2 separate regions of the Homo sapiens genome follow, and region 2 is linked to region 1. Evidence: read pairs that join two places in POLR2A ChIA-PET (ENCODE). Cell type or tissue: Panc1. All regions are shown on one strand.

Evidence for each region. ChIA-PET counts read pairs that join two places held together with the same protein. Peaks named below come from ENCODE experiments on the same cell type or tissue, not always from the same donor. Only the 100,000 strongest peaks of a DNase experiment are listed, where the experiment ranks them.
Region 2: POLR2A ChIA-PET joins it to region 1 with 6 read pairs; 2 of 35 experiments call an interaction of 5 or more read pairs at or near these places.

What each region holds. Positions count from the first base shown.
Region 1 is chr4:173,070,235-173,078,234 of GRCh38, forward strand. No RefSeq gene overlaps it. Among named protein-coding and RNA genes, the nearest start is that of GALNT7, 95 kb to the right of the region's middle. RefSeq lists enhancers at 250-899, 3,541-4,339, 4,340-5,138. In Panc1, no CTCF peak of the experiment used is centred here; a DNase peak (open chromatin) is centred at 4,377.
Region 2 is chr4:172,953,403-172,961,402 of GRCh38, forward strand. The region is part of intron 10 of GALNTL6 (polypeptide N-acetylgalactosaminyltransferase like 6); the gene reads left to right. Among named protein-coding and RNA genes, the nearest start is that of GALNT7, 210 kb to the right of the region's middle. In Panc1, no CTCF peak of the experiment used is centred here; a DNase peak (open chromatin) is centred at 649.

The sequences.
Region 1 (8,000 bases):
CTTAAGGGTCAGTTACTGGAGTTTTATTTTGTTCCTTTGGTGGTATCATATTTCCCTGATTATTCTTGAACCCTGTGGCTGTATGTTGGTGTCTGTGCATTTGAAGAGTGGTGGCTTATTCCAGTTTTTGCAAACTGGATTTTTCTGGGAAAGACCTTCAGTAGTTAGCCCATCTAGAGATTCTGGGTAGGCCACCTGGCATGGTCTCTGGGCAGGCTTGCTTAGTGTCTGGGTCAGCAGGTGCACAGACCTATCTCTCAGATCCACAAGATTGAGCCTGCAGCCTGTGTCCATGGGGTTGGCCTGTGATATATGCCCCTGTACTGGGGTAGGCCTAGAGCCTGAGTTCATAGGGGTGGGTGTGGGTCCACAGGGGCTGCCCTGGAGTCTGTGTCTGCAGGGGTGGTCCTGGAGCCTGAGTTCATGGAGGTGGGTCTGCCATGGAGTCTATATCTGCAAGGGTGTTCCTGGAGCCACAGTCCATAGGGGCCAGTCTGGCACTGGAATCTATTGGAGTGGGTCCGTATCTTGTGCCTTCTGGAGCCTTGATCGACAAGGACCAGCCTGGAGACTGAAAGTGGTGTAGTGCTAGGTCAGACATGGAGCCTGGGTCCAACAGGGCCATCTTGAACCTAGGATCCCAGGTGCTGGTCTGGAGCATGGGCTTGAGGGGGCCAGCTTGGAGGATGGGAATGCAGGTTCTGGCCTAAAGCTAGTTCTTCAAGACTGGCCTGAGTCCTGGGACCATGGGGGCTTACATGAAACCTGAGTTCAGAGGGGTGGTCCTGGAGCCTTGATCCATGGGCACTGGCTCAGCACTGTGGTCTACTGGGATGGGTCTGCTGGACCCCAGGTCTGTTGGAGTGTGGGGGCACAGGTGCTAGCCTAGAGAGTAGGGCTACAGGGAACAATCTGACACTAGGCAGACCTGGATCTTGAGGCCAGGGGTGCTAAACTGGCAGTGGGGAAGATGAAGTTTAGGGATGCGAGGGCCAGTTCACTGCTGGAGGCTATTGGGAACCAGGGGCCACCAGGGTTAGCCTCTTGTTCGTGTGTGCCTAGAAACTGAGTCTGCCAGGCAAGCCTGGAGCCTGGGGCTAGAGGATCTACCCTGGTGCTGGGCAGGTCTGGAGGCTCAGCTCATGGATACTAGCCTAGAGTCTAAAGTCATGGGGACTCGCCCAACATTGGGTTTTACTGGATCTGTCCCAGGGTTGGGGCCCAAGGCAAAGGCTGATGCTCACATTCCTCTCCTTTCCCCACACAGAGGGTACCTCTCTCCAAGCTGTGATGCCTGGGGTTGGGGGAGGAGTGATGCAGGTGATATAAAACTATCTTTCCTACCTTCTTGGATGCATCTTTTCTTATTTCTGTGCTATTCCCAGGTGCTGTAATCTCTCACCTGGTTTCCTTAGCTCTTGTGAAAATAGTGTTATGCATAGATAGTTGTTTAAATTGATGTTTCTGTGAGGGCACAAGTGTTAGAAAGTCATATTCTGTCACCTTGTTCACATCCAGATGGAGAATGGATCTAAATATTTCTGTATACAATCCTTTCTGCATAGAATACTTTCTGCATAGAAAAAAATCATCTGTCTAGTCTAGTAGGTTACCAGGAGGTTTTTTTGGCTCATAAATTGATACCCTTTATTCAACTGTATCCATTTAGCAGATCCAAGCTATGACATTGAGAAAGGAATCTGTAAAGAGGTCACAGAGCAAAATCTTAGAGTCCAACTAAAGTCTTGTCTGTGAAATTTCCACCCTGACAATGTCATCATGCTGTGTACAGCTCTATATCCTCTCCACCAGATCTTTTCCCAAACACTAATATAATTACCAGAGGAAGAAATGAGCACAGGAGACATCTGGAGAAACTCAGAAACCTGAAGGTGAGAGACTGCTTGTTACACCTCCTCCTACATGATGTATTCTAGACTGAAGTTTTAGAGTGTCTCTTACAGCAAAAGTGTTATTTAATCAAATTACCCCTTCACCAATTCAGTTTCAAAATAACTGAATATTTAATTAATTCTCCAGAGGGATCTAAAATATGCAGTTTCTGAATTGATTAGTGAGTAAAAATTTTATGTTTTTTCTGTAATTCTAACCTCATTGAACTCAAACTAAATGCCCCTAAATGCTATCAATCTAAAGGATATTCGAATGTTAGAGCTGAATATTAAGAACATCTATAGGACCATGGGCTTCTAATAGCACCCACCCTGTTTTCACAATTAAGCTGTACCTGAAGTTAAAGGAGAGGGAACTATTCATAATGTGTAATTTTATAAAAATATTTAATTAAGCATTTGTAAATGCTAGGTCACAGTCAAATTTTTAAAAGCTATTTCGTGGGTATATTTAATGGTTATGCTGTGGTTTGAATGTCCCTTCAAAAGTCATGTTGAAACTTAATCCCCAATGTGACATTATTGAGAGGTGGGGCCTTTAAAAGGTGGTTGAATCATGAGGACAGACCCATTAACCCATGCTCTATTGGTCTGTCCTTGTGATTCAACCACCTTTTAAAGGCCCCACCTCTCTATAATGTCACATTGGGGAATAAGTTTATAATCCCCCTAATTATAAAGCCACCATAATGTCACATTATGGATTAATATGTTAATGAATTAATAAGCTATTGTGGGTGGGGACCAGTGGTTTTATAGAAAGAGAAAGAGAGACCTGAACAAACATGTTCAGTCCTTACCATATGTTTCCCCACACCACTTCGGGACTCTTCAGAGTCTCCACCAGCAAGAAGGCTCTCACCAGATGAAGCCCCTCAACCTGGGGCTCCTCAGCCTCCAGAACTGTAAGAAATAAAAGCATTTTTTAAAATAAATTACCCAGTTTCAGGTATTCTGTTATAAGCAAGAAAAAATGGACTAAGGCAAGGTACTTGCTTAATTCCACATGATAAAAATTCTGCAGCAGAAAAAAAAATAATATGTAGGTTCCACCTAACTGCAACTAAGCAATTAGAAAAACAAATCTCTTGTAGTTCTAAACACCCGAGAGGGGAAAAAAAGAAAGAAAGAAAAGGGAAAAAAACCAAATGTCTTAGTTAAAATACTGTGCAGCTCAAGGCTGATTACTTGTCTAACTAGAATGACAACAAACAAGGCATTTCAGGACAATCTTGAGAACAATTCGTGTATCAAAAAAGCCACCAATCGGGTATAAGGTTCTCCTTATTACGAGAAGTTACAAAACAACCTCTGCTTTGACAGATACCCTTATGGCAATGGAAATGACAATGTGAGTGGCAAAGTCGACATAAGAATATACTCAGTAGCAAAATATGGGAAACAGTCTTTATTTCCTTAATCAAAACAGGAGTGGTTAAAGAGAGTCACAGATTATAACCAGGGCAAGGAGCACTAAAAAATGGGTCATAGGTGAGGTCACCTCGATGGACCTTCAACATCGAAGTGGTCAGACAATTTTTCAACTCATTAAAATTTAAGCACATCACCCATCTACTTAAATAACAACAACAACAACAAACCTTCCTAAAAATTAACATTTTCATACAAACGTTTGAATATGCACGTTCTTATTTGCAATATAGGACTCACCAGCTCTAAAAATAAAATCATGACAGCTCACAGTCTTTCATTGTACAGTGAACATCCTAGATTTACTCACACTCAAAACTCATTCGTCCTAAATTGTCAACCACCAAGAAAATTGTGTTTTGTTTAAAAATTTTCTTGAAAGATAAATAAAACTAATCTGGCCTGGCATTTCTCTGAGTCCTCTAGGTTTAGGGGACTGGGTGGAACCCAGTTGAGGCAGCAGTCAGTAGCATCTATACAAAAAGTAGTTCCAGCCAGTGAGGCAATTAATTACCCAGCACAGATGAAAGCAGCATAAACAAAAGAGAGAGAGACTCTCTTAAATAAGGAATCCAAGTTGTTAGCAAAAGAATAACCAAAGCAGGTATGTCAAATGCAAGGGCCGAAAGGGAGATTTCTTAAAAGGGAAATGAACCAGGAATTATGAGCAGAAGCAGGTGGTAAAGCACAATTTAAAACTAGCCAAGGTGAATTTTCACAACATAGGTGTGGTGCTGAGTGCTGTATACAGGGTAAAGATACAAGGCTGGACTGGGTGATGTAAAAACTCATTAAATAAATTGTCTGACTGGTATTTGTGAGAGAGTTTATATGCTGCAAAAATACCTAGTCATTTTGTTTACTCTCAAAATGCCACTTAGGAATTCAAGGTCAGGTTTAAATTTGCACTTTTCTTCCCTAAAGCAGATGGATGGGCAAGGTCTTCAGCACCAGTCTGGAATGCAGCTTATTCAGAAGCCCTGCTGTCATGCTTAAGGCAGCCCATTTTTTAAGGGGTGGCCAGCTGAGTAGGCATTTGTCAAGCAGAGAGCAGAAACAGAACAAGATGCATGGAGGGAACATTAAGCACAAAATCAGGCCATGTGGCAATAAGCATGCCCTGCTGTGAAGCAATCTCAGCACCTGGGAGAAAGTGAGTCATTGTGAATGCAGGGAGAAAAGACACAGAGCAGCAGATTTTGCAAACAGTGACCACAACCACCAAGCCCAGACTATGTTACAAATGGACTCTGAAAAGGACTGCATCAAACACACACACACACACACACACACACACAGCACACACATGCAGCGTGCACACACACACACACGGGGTTTAACGCTCTTGCTGTAAGCACCTCTAACATATATCACTAACAGAAAAGGAATGAAAGAGAAAAAACACTTTTTAATAATTATGTTTAATAGTCATATTGTCAAAGAAATTATCTCTACTTTAATGCTATTTTCTCTCTTTGGGTGTTCTGGATTTCTCCAAAAGCTGAAAAAAATATTTTTAAGTATAAATCAGCTATTATCAGGAAATTAGAATGATTTTCAGATGACGATTCTTTCTTTTTTCCTTCCTTTCTTTTTTTTTTTTTTTTTTTTTGAGACAGGGTATTGTAATCTTGGAGACAGGGTATTGTAATCTTGCTATGTTGTCCAGGTTGGTCTCCAACTTTTGGGCTCAAGTGATCCTCCCACCTCAGTCTCCCAAGTAGCTGGGATTACAGGCATGTGCCACCATGCCTGGCTTCCATTCCAGATTTCTAAGACTACTAGTTAGACAGGTAGATAATAAACTCTTTCATTAATTCACTCATTTATTTGTTCACTCAACCATTATTTATCAAGCACCCAGCCTAAGACAACACTGTACAGACCTCTGGAGTCACAATGGTGAGCCTTACAGGTACAGTTTCTGCCTTATCGGAGTTGACATTCTGGTAGAAAAGTCAGATATTAATTAAACAGTCTCATGAATTTGGAAGCATAGAGTGGAGGACTTGGCATAGTCCCACAGATACAAGAAAAGTTTTCTTGAGGAAATGACATTTAACCTGAGCTCCAAAGGATGAGGAGAAGTGTTTTAGGACCTGCCAATTTAGGCATGATCCCCTCTCTTAGGCCTTGTTTTGTTTTGTTTCCTTTTGCTTTTTAAATATATAATGTGATTAAAGTATCAAGGCACCAAGAAAGAGACCAGCCAAAAGTGCAGGCATTTGCAGTGACATCCAGCATCTTAAAGGTGTTCTGTCACTCAGGCTGCAGTGCAGTGGTGCCATCTCGGCTCACTGCAACCTCCCCCTCTCAGGTTTAAGCGATTCTCCCACCTCAGCCTCCCGAGTAGCTAGGACTACAGGCACCCGCCACCACACCCGACTAATTTTCGTACTTTTAGTAGAGACGGGGTTTTGCCATGTTGGCTAGGTTGGTCTCAAACTCCTGACCTCAGGTGAACTGCCCGCCTCAGCCTCCCAAAGTGCTGGGATTACAGGCATGAGCTATTGCATCCGGCCAGGTTATGTATTTATATATGATATCAGGAATTGGGTGAGAGAATCACTATTAGACCAGCATAAAGTTCATTAATAAATAAGTGAGGAGTAAAAGGACAGTCATAAAAACTGGAAGGAAGAAAGGCCAAAAGGCACATGCCTCAATGAAGCACAATTTTCAACAAGACTGTGGAAGCTACCCAAAAACAGCATTGAAGAGCAAGGAGAACCCCAACCCTCTCTCTATTCTCAGAGGCATATGTGGTATGCAAAAATGCACAACTATCCCCAAGGCAACCTCAAAATCTATGCTTCCATTTCTCCAGACCATCTGCCCTTGCTCTTCCAAGTCTATCCTTTTTACTCTGTGAAAAGTTTATGGAATGATACCATCATTTCTTTTAAATTATAAACACTATTGGGTATTTGAAAGATCACATTTTTGGTTTAGCTAGCTCAACCCTAAGATAGTTAAAGCTGCTATTATAGGCCTATCAGATAGTCTCAGAAGCACCAAAAAAGTGGAATGTTTGGATAACATTCCACTTTTTTTTTTTTTTGAGATGGAGTTTCACTCTTGTTGCCCATGCTGGAGTGCAATGGCATGATCTCGGCTCACTGCAACCTCTGCCTCCCAGGTTCAAGCGATTCTCCTGTTTCAGCCTCCCAAGTAGCTGGTATTACAGGCACGCACCACCACACCTGGCTAATTTTTTGTATTTTTAGTGGAAACAGGGTTTCACCATGTTAGCCAGACTGGTCTCAAACTCCTGACCTCAGGTCATCTGCCCACCTCGGCCTCCCAAAGTGCTGGGATTACAGGCGGAGTTTAACTTTTAAAGTAAGACCTTCAAGGAATATTAATCAGGGATGCACATTCACAATCTATTCAGTTGGTATATTTGGATTTTATACTCAATATATCTATAATAGCATACTTTCACACTTCTGCATCTCCACAGTTACAAGGTCTTAATCATAGTGACTCATACTGAACTCTTCTTTAGTAAGTGGGATTAACATTCCCACATGAACTCAAGACACTAAATTATTAATAGCCTCCCAAGGCTTTTGGTTTTTACTGTAATGCCTGTAATGCTTTCATAAAAGTTTAACAGCATTTAAGTAAAATATAGGCTCAAAGTATAACAGTTTTTAAAGCTATTTTTCCTACTATGATTTCAACATTCTTCAGGATAGGAAAAAACTAACAAAAAAGGCCACTGTAAGCTTCTCATCAGGTAAATATTAAGTGAGGTGATGATCTTTGTAATTATTTTTAAATGTTATTACATCACACTGAAGAGTTTTGTTTTTACTATGTAGCATTTATGGCTCATCATCATGACTTTCTTGACCATCTGTGTTGGCATGAAACCAGTAGTAGTCAATGAAAAGTGAAAAACTGAGACAACTGTGATATGGCTCCCAAAAGACGTGGTTTTAATGGGTTTTGTCTATTAATTTTCATGACGGTAACTGGGGAAGACAATACTAGAAAACATTCAGGAGAAATGCTAATCACAAAGAGGAAATCCCTTTGCAAAATGCTGAAGAATTTATCATTAAAAAAGCAAGGAGGGCTGGTCGCAGTGGCTCATGCCTGTAATCCCAGCACTTTGGGAGGCCAAGGTAAGATCACTTGAGCCCAGGAGTTTGAGACCAGCCTGGGCAACATAGCAAGACTCTGTCTCTATTAAAAAAATTATTTTTTTAATAGGTAAGGAGGAAGGGAGATGAAGGAAATTAGTCACAGCAATGTTACCTTCAAGGGTGGGAATTAAAATAAAAAGGGTCCAAAAACAAAGGAAAATAGACCCTAAGAAGGGGTTTCCAGAAAAGACGTAGATTACAGTTGACCCTTGAATAATGAAGGAGTTAGGAGCACTGACCTTACTCGCAGTCAAAAGTATATGTATAACTTTTGACTCCTCCCAAATCCTAGCACTCCCAAAGTGCTAGGATTACAGGTGTGAGCCACTGAGTCTGGCCACATTGACAGACTTTTAATGGACTTCAGGTTGTGATAGGGTGAAAGGAAACAATCATCATATTTACCAAAGAAAGTGATCAAGAGTATATTTGTTTCAAAAGGTTTGCCATTGTTAGAAGAATGACACGGAGTGAGAACATTCAGATAAGCTGCAGAGAAAAA
Region 2 (8,000 bases), 120 kb before region 1:
TCTCCAGCCTTTCAGAAATCAAGAGTTGATTGTCTCGCATTGTGGAAGAGTATCATCAGTGTCCTTGGTTTTCTAGTCTCTGAAAGAAGATGCCATTGCCTAGATAGTGTCTGTGGCTGCAGAGCTCTGAGAAAAGGCTACCCCAGGGCATGGTAGGAGAGGCCAGAGGACTCAGGCAGTGTTCCTGGGTGAGCTGTTCCAGATCCCTGTAGAAGACGTGTTCAGCAAGTCACAGGTGCACTGCTTGTTGTGTTCAGAGGGTCACTCTTCATACCTGGGACACCCAGGATGAAGGAAAGAGTCAATCCTGCCACTACACCCTCCATCTCCTCATGGTTTTTGCATGTGTATGTCATCCTGACATTGTCTGCTTAATTCAAGTTATTAATTTGGTCTCATCCTTTGCATCTTAAACATTTTATTAAAACATCCCTAGAATATTAGTAATATTAGCCTGCTTGTATTAATTTAACTGTCTACCACAGACTCAATTCACAGCAGTGGAAATTTGAAAAGAATTTTCTTAATCCTAACGTGTTGGAAGGCATGGGAAGTGAGTTCCTTCTACAGTTTTTTTTGTTTGTTTGTTTTTTATGTATAAGGTTCTGTTTGTCATCTTTCTATGATGATTCAAATGCTGTCCTGCCTAGTGACTAAGAAATACACTTGAAGAGCCCACAGTATCATTGTGTGATTCACTACAGGGCTAAAATCTCATCAATCTTTTATCTGCCTTATGTGGATATGTGAATTTTTCTTCCTACCAGTTACTATGTTCTGCAAACTGCAACTGGTCACATTTTTCCCACAGTACCTGATTAAACCATAACCTGAATTTATAAGCACCTTTTCTAAATAGACTCAAATCTTCCACTCAGTTTCTAGGAAAGGTACAACCTTCCAGGAATAATCAAAATCAGAACCATCTTAAGCCCAAGTAGGCGATGCCAGTGTGTTTATATCTATTACCCTAGATTGCCTCATACTTTTACAACACTTGCCTTATCCCTGGAGACATTTGCATTCATTATTTCCGGCTTAAACAATGAGACGTTGAGAAGATCAGATTTTTTATTTTTCCCGAGACAAGGATTTGCTCTGTCACACAGGCTGGAGTGCAGTGGCATGATCATGGCTCACTGCAGCCTCAAACTCTTGGACTCAAGTGATCCTCCCACCTCAGCCTTCTGAGTAGCCCAGACTACACATTCACACCACCAGTCCCAGCTAATTTTTTAAATTTTTTGTAGAGACTAGGTCTCAATATGTTGCCCATGCTGATCTTGAACTCCTGGCCTCAATTATTCATCTCACCTCAGCCTCCCCAAGTGCTGGAATCGCAAGCATGAGCCACCACACCCGGCAACAGATTTTTTTTTCTTTTTTAACACAAATGGCAAATTTCTTTCCCCAAAGCCTCAGAACAGTAAACAAATAAAGGTCATATTTAGGTTTAGGAAAGAAGAAAATGGGGACATAGTTTATGGGCCAGTTGCATTCAGTTGAATTTGTTCGGTGAAGATGTGATGCATAGCAAGAATGAAGACATAGAGGATGGGAGGAAGGCAAGAAGAAAGGAAATCAATAAAAGACAAGGGTTTGCACTGTTAAATACTAGTTTTTAAAAGTATCTAATTCTCAGGGAGAATAGATCTCTGAGAGTATAAGTGAAACATGTACATTTAATGCAGGAGGCAAGTGAAGGATTTGAAATGCAGCTTAATCAAAATGAAATAATGAAAAAAGATTATTTTCTAACTCTAGGTGGGTAATAATATTTTTAAGAGTGGCTAGGCTGGGCACGGTGGTTCACGCCTGTAATCCCAGCACTTTGGGAGGCAGAGGTGGGTGGATCACCTGAGGTCAGGAGTTCGAGACCAGCCTAGCCAACATGGTGAAACCCTATCTCTACTAAAAATACAAAAATTAGCTGGGCATGGTGGCATGTGCCTGTAATCCCAGCTACTCGGGAGGCTGAGGTAGGAGAATCGCTTGAACCCGGGAGGTGCCACTGCACTCCAGCCTGGGTGACAGAGTGAGACTGTCTCAAAATAAAAAGAAAAAAAAAAGGATAAAAAATTATTAAAAGTGCAGAATATATGTGTTGAGCAACTTAATCTCTGACAAAAAAAAAGACTTTCAAAATGTTGACACATGCGATTTCTTTTGCCTTTCAGAGGATTTCTTAAAATAAGCTTTTTATTTTGGAATAATTTTAAATTTACATTCTTCTAATGTTAACATTTTATATTTACTTTCACTCGCGTCCCTGTGAAGACACCACCAAACAGGCTTTGTGTGAGCAACAAGGCTGTTTCTTTCACCTGAGTGCAAGTGGGCTGAGTCCGAAAAGAAGGGAGATAGGGGTGGGGCCGTTTTATAGGATTTGGGTAGGTAAAGGAAAATTACAGTCAAAGGGGGGGTTGTTCTCTGGCTGGCACGGGTGGGGGTCACAAGGTGCTCAGTGGGGGATCTTCTGAGCCAGGATGAGCCAGGAAAATGAATTTCACAAGGTAATGTCATCAGTTAAGGCAGGAACAGGCCATTTTCACTTCTTTTGTGGTGGAATGTCATCAAGTTAAGGCAGGAACCAGCCATCTGGATGTGTACGTGCAGGTCACAGGGAATATGATGGCTTAGCTTTGGCTCAGAGGCCTGACATTCCCATCTTCTTATATTAATAAGAAAAATAAAACAAAATAGTGTTGAAGTGGTGGGGCGGCAAAATTTTTGGGGGGTGGTATGGAGAGATAATGCGCGATGTTTCTCAGGGCTGCTTCGAGCAGGATTAGGAGTGGCGTGGGAACCTAGAGGGTGAGAGATTAAGCTGAAGGAAGATTTTGTGGTAAGGGGTGATATTGTGGGGTTGTTAGAAGAAACATTTGTCATATAGAATTATTGGTGATGGCCTGGATATGGTTTTGTATGAACTGAAAAACTAAATGGAATAAGACAAGGAGAAAAACAGGTATTAAAGGACTAAGAATTGGGAAGACCTAGGACATCTAATTAGAGAGTGCCTAAGGAGATTCAGCATAGCCCTGCCAGCAAAGATTATTTATTTACTTTAAGAGGGAGTCAAGAGTGGCGGTTTGGGGATAGCACCAGGAGATATCAGCTGTGATGGCTTGGAGAAGCAGTGAAAACCGGCAGTTTTTCTGAGAACAGTGAATAGGAGTATGACTAGACAGAAGACAGTAGGGATGACAAGTTTTTTGGGGCACAGTCCAAGTTGGTCTGGTGTCTGGAATGAGGCTGGGGCCTAATAAAAAGAAGCGTCTATACAGGAGCTCAAATGGGCTGTACCTTGTAGCATTCTGAGGACAGGCCTGAATTATGAGAAGGGAAAGAGGTAAAAGTATTGTCCAGTCCTTTTTAAGTTGGAGGCTGAGCTTGGTGAGGTGTGTCTTTAAAAGACCATTTGTCCATTCTACCTTTCCTGAAGATTGAGGACAGTAAGGGATATGAAGTTTCCACTGAATACCAAGAGCCTGAGAAACTGCTTGGGTGATTTGACTAGTAAAGGCCGATCTGTTATAGGACTGTATAGAGGTGGGAAGGCCAAACCGAGGAATTACGTCTGACAGAAGAGAAGAGATGACCGTGGTGGCCTTCTTAGACCCTGTGGGAAAGGCCTCTACCTATCCAGTGAAAGTGTCTACCTAGACCAAGAGGTATTTTATAGTTTCCTGACTCAGGGCATGTTGAGTAAAGCCAATTTGCCAGTCCTGGGCGGGAGCAAATCCCCGAGCTTGATGTGTAGGGAAGGGAGGGGGCCTGAATAATCCCTGAGGAGTAGTAGAATAGCGGATGGAACACTGAGAAGTGATTTCCTTGAGGATAGATTTCCATGATGAAAAGGAAATAAGAGGTTCTAAGAAATGGGCTAGTGGCTTGTAACCTACATGGAAGAGGTTATGAAATGATGACAGAATAGAATGGGCCTGTGTGGCTGGAAGGAGATATTTTCCTCGGTCTAAGAACCATTTGTCTTGTGTGGGAAGAGACTGATAGGTGGAAGTTTCAGCAGGGCAGCGGGGCAGTAGGTGGGAGTGGTCAGATGAGAAGGAGAAAAACTGAAAGTGAGGAATAGAAGTTGCAACGCTAGCTGCTTTTTTAGCTATCTTATCAGCATAAGCATTGTCCTGAGCGATAGGATCTGATGCCTTCTGATGGCCTTTGCAGTGAATGACTCTAGCTTCCTTTGGAAGTAAAGCGGCTTTGAGAAGCGTTTTTATTAAAGAGGCATTAATGATAGAGGACACTTGTGTAGTGAGAAAACCTCTTGCATGGTGGTGCAGGATATGGAAGGCATATTTAGAGTCAGTATAAATATTGACGTGTAGTCCTTTTGCAAGAGTGAGGGCTTGATTTAAGGCAATGAGTTCGGCTTGCTGAGAGGTAGTGGAGGGGGGCAGAGCAGTAGCCTCAATGATAGATGTGGAAGATAATATAGCATAGCCTGCCTTTGCTGGTGAGTGGTGATTAGGCCTGGTGGAACTGCCATCAATAAACCAAGTCTGTTCAGGGTGAGGAACATGAAAGAATATGGGGAAATGGAGTGAATGTCAGGTGGATTAGAGAGATACAGTCATGGGGGTCAGGTGTGGTATCAGGAATAATGTAGGAGGCCGGATTGAAGTCCGGGCCAGAAACAATGGTAACTGTGGGAGACTCAACAAAGAGTGAGTACAGCTGAAGGAGCCAGGGAGCAGAAAGTGTATGTGTCAGGTGTGAGGAAGAAAATAGATTTTGGAAGTTATGAGAACTGTAGAGAATGAGTTGAGCATAGTTTGTGATTCTAAGGGCCTCTAAAAGTATTAGGGCAGCATCAGCCGCTGCACGCAGACTTGAGGGCTAGGCAAAACAGTAAGGTCAAGTTGTTTGGATAAAAAGCCTACAGGGTGCGGTCCTGGTCCTTGTGTAAGAATTCCGACTGCACAGCCCTGCACTTTGGCTGTGGGTAATGGAAAGGGTTGGGATGAGTCAGGGAGAGCTAGGGTGGGGGTAGTCTCTAAAGCTGTCTTCAAGGAACAGAAAGAGGAGTGGGGAAAGGATTTAGGATCTGTGGGGTCAGCTAGGTTTCCTTTTGTGAGTTTATATAATGGTTTTGTTAGGATGGCAAAACCAGGTATCTAAAGTCGAAAGTATCCAACCATGCCTAAGAAGGAAAGGAGTTGTTGTTTTGTAGAAGGTGTTGGGGTTTGAGAGATCAGTCAGACATGATCGGCAGGGAGCGCACGTGTGTTTTTATGAGAATTATGTCGAGATAGGTAACAGATGAGGAAGAAATTTGGGCTTGACTGAAGTAATGGGGGCTGTCTGTGAAGCCTTGAGGCAGTACAGCCCAGGTAATTTGCTGAGCCTGATGGATGTCAGGGTCAGTCTAAGTGAAAGCGAAGAGAGGCTGGGGTGAAGGGTACAAAGCAATAGTAAAGAAAGCATGTTTGAGATCCAGAATAGAATAATGGGTTTGTGGAGGGAGGTATTTAGGATAGGAGAGCATATGGGGTTGGCACCATGGGGTGGATAGGCAAAACAATTTGGTTGATAAGGCACAGATCCTGAACTAACCTGTAAGGCTTGTCTGGTTTTTGGACAGGTAAAATCGGGGAATTGTATGGAGAGTTTATAGGCTTTAAAAGGCCATGCTGTAGCAGGCGAGTGATAACAGGCTTTAATCCTTTTAAAGTGCGCTGCGGGATGGGATATTGGCATTGAGTGGGGTAAGGGTGATTAGGTTTTAATGAGATGGTAAGGGGTGCATGATCGGTCACTGAGGAGGGAGTAGAGGTGTCCTATACTTGTGGTTTAAGGTGGGGAGATACAAGGAGAGGATGTGAAGGAGGCTTTGAACTGGGGGAAAAGGTGGCAATGAGGTGTGGCTATAGCCCAGGAATAGTCAGGGAAGCAGATAACTTAATTAAAATGTCTGGACCTAATAAGGGAGCTGGGCAGGTGGGGATAACTAAAATGAGTGCTTAAAAGAGCATTGTCTAAGTTGGCACCAGAGTTGGGGAGTTTTAAGAGGTTTAGAAGCCTGGCCGTCAATACCTACAACAGTTATGGAGGCAAGGGAAACAGGCCCTTGAAAAGAAGCTAATGTGGAGTGAGTAGACTCCATGTTGATTAAGAAGGGGATAGACTTACCCTCCACTGTGAGAGTTACCTGAAGATCGGCATCCTTGATGGTCTAGGGGGCTTCTGAGGCAATCAGGCAGCGTCAGTCTTCAGCCGCTAAGCTGAGAAGATCTGGGAAGGAGTCAGTCAGAGAGCCTTGGGCCAGAGTTCCAGGGGCTCTGGGAGTGGCTGCCAGGTGAGTTGAACAGTCCGATTTTCAGTGGGGTCCTGCACAGATGGGACATGGCTTAGGAGGAATCCTGGGCTGCGGGCATTCCTTGGCCCAGTGGCCAGATATCCAGCACTTGTAGCAAGCTCCTGGAGGAGGTGGGCCTGGAGGAATGCCTGCCTGCTGCGGTTTAGGCGTTTGGAAGTTCTTGTGTGCTGGAGATGTGGCTGGGGTTTGTCTCACAGTGGAGGGAAGGAATTGCAACTCAGAAATACATTGCTACTTGGCTGCCTCTACTCTATTATTGTACACCTTAAAGGTGAGGTTAATTAAGTCCTGTTGTGGGGTTTGAGGGCCAGAATTTAATTTTTGGAGTTTTATTTAATGTCAGGAGCAGATTAGGTAATAAAATAAAATGCATATTAAGAATAAGACGGCCTTCTGACCTTTCAGGGTCTAGGGCTGTAAAGCGTCTCAGGGTTGCTGCCAAACAAGCCAAAAACTGGGCTGGGTTTTTATATTCGACGAAAAAGAGCCTAAACGCTAACTGATTTTGGGAGGGGTCAGATAAAGAAAAAGGAGCATTAACCTTGACTATGCCTTTAGCTCCAGCCACCTGTTTAAGAGGAAATTGCTGGGCAGGTTGGGGAGGGCTAGTCACGGAACGAAACTGTAAGCCAGACCGGGTGTGAGGAGGGGAGGTGATAAAAGGATTATAGGGTTGGGGAGCAGAGGCTAAGGAAGAATTGGGACCTGGCTCAGCCTGGCGAGGAGCAGCCTGGGGAGGAGGGGAGAGGTCAGATGGGTCTGTAGAAAAGGAAGATTAGAAAGACTCAGCGACGCTTGGGGTTGGGATTGAGGGGACAGGCAGGAGGGAAAGAAGGAAGATTTGGGATAAGTCGCATTGGGAACAGAGACTAGGGAGGGAACAATGTGTAAAAGAATGCCTGGACACCAGGCACCTCAGACCATTTGCCCATTTTACGACAAGAATTATCTAGATCTTGTAGGATGGAAAAATCAAAAGTGCCATTTTCTGGCTATTTGGAATGACTGTCGAGTTTGTATTGGGGTCAAGTGGCATTGTAGAAGAAAATAAGGCATTTAGGTTTTAGGTCAGGTATGAGTTGAAGAGGTTTTACGTTCTTGAGAACACAGGCTAAGGAAGAAGGAGGAATGGAGGGTGGAAGGCTGCCCATAGTGAAGGAGGCAAGCCCAGAGAAAAGAGAGAGTAGAGACTTGGAGAGAAAGGGTGGGGGTGCTTGCCCTCCAGGAAAGTGGAGAAGGGGTAGAGACACGGGGAGAAGGGGTTGGGGGGTTCTTGCCCACCAGAAAAGCGGAGAAGGGGTAGAGACACAGAGAGAAGGGGTGTGGGGTGCTTGCCCTCCAGGAAAGTGGAGAAGGGGTAGAGACATGGGGAGAAGGGGTTGGGGGGTTCTTGCCCACCAGAAAAGCGGAGAAGGGGTAGAGACACAGAGAGAAGGGGTGGGGGGTGCTTGCCCTCCAGGAAAGTGGAGAAGGGGTAGAGACACGGGGAGAAGGGGTTGGGGGGTTCTTGCCCACCAGAAAAGCGGAGAAGGGGTAGAGACACAGAGAGAAGGGGTGGGGGGTGCTTGCCCCCCCAGGAAAGTGGAGAAGGGGTAGAGAGAGAGAAGGGGTCGGGGGGTTCTTGCCTCCCAGAAAAGCAGAGAAGGTGTAGAGACATGGAGAT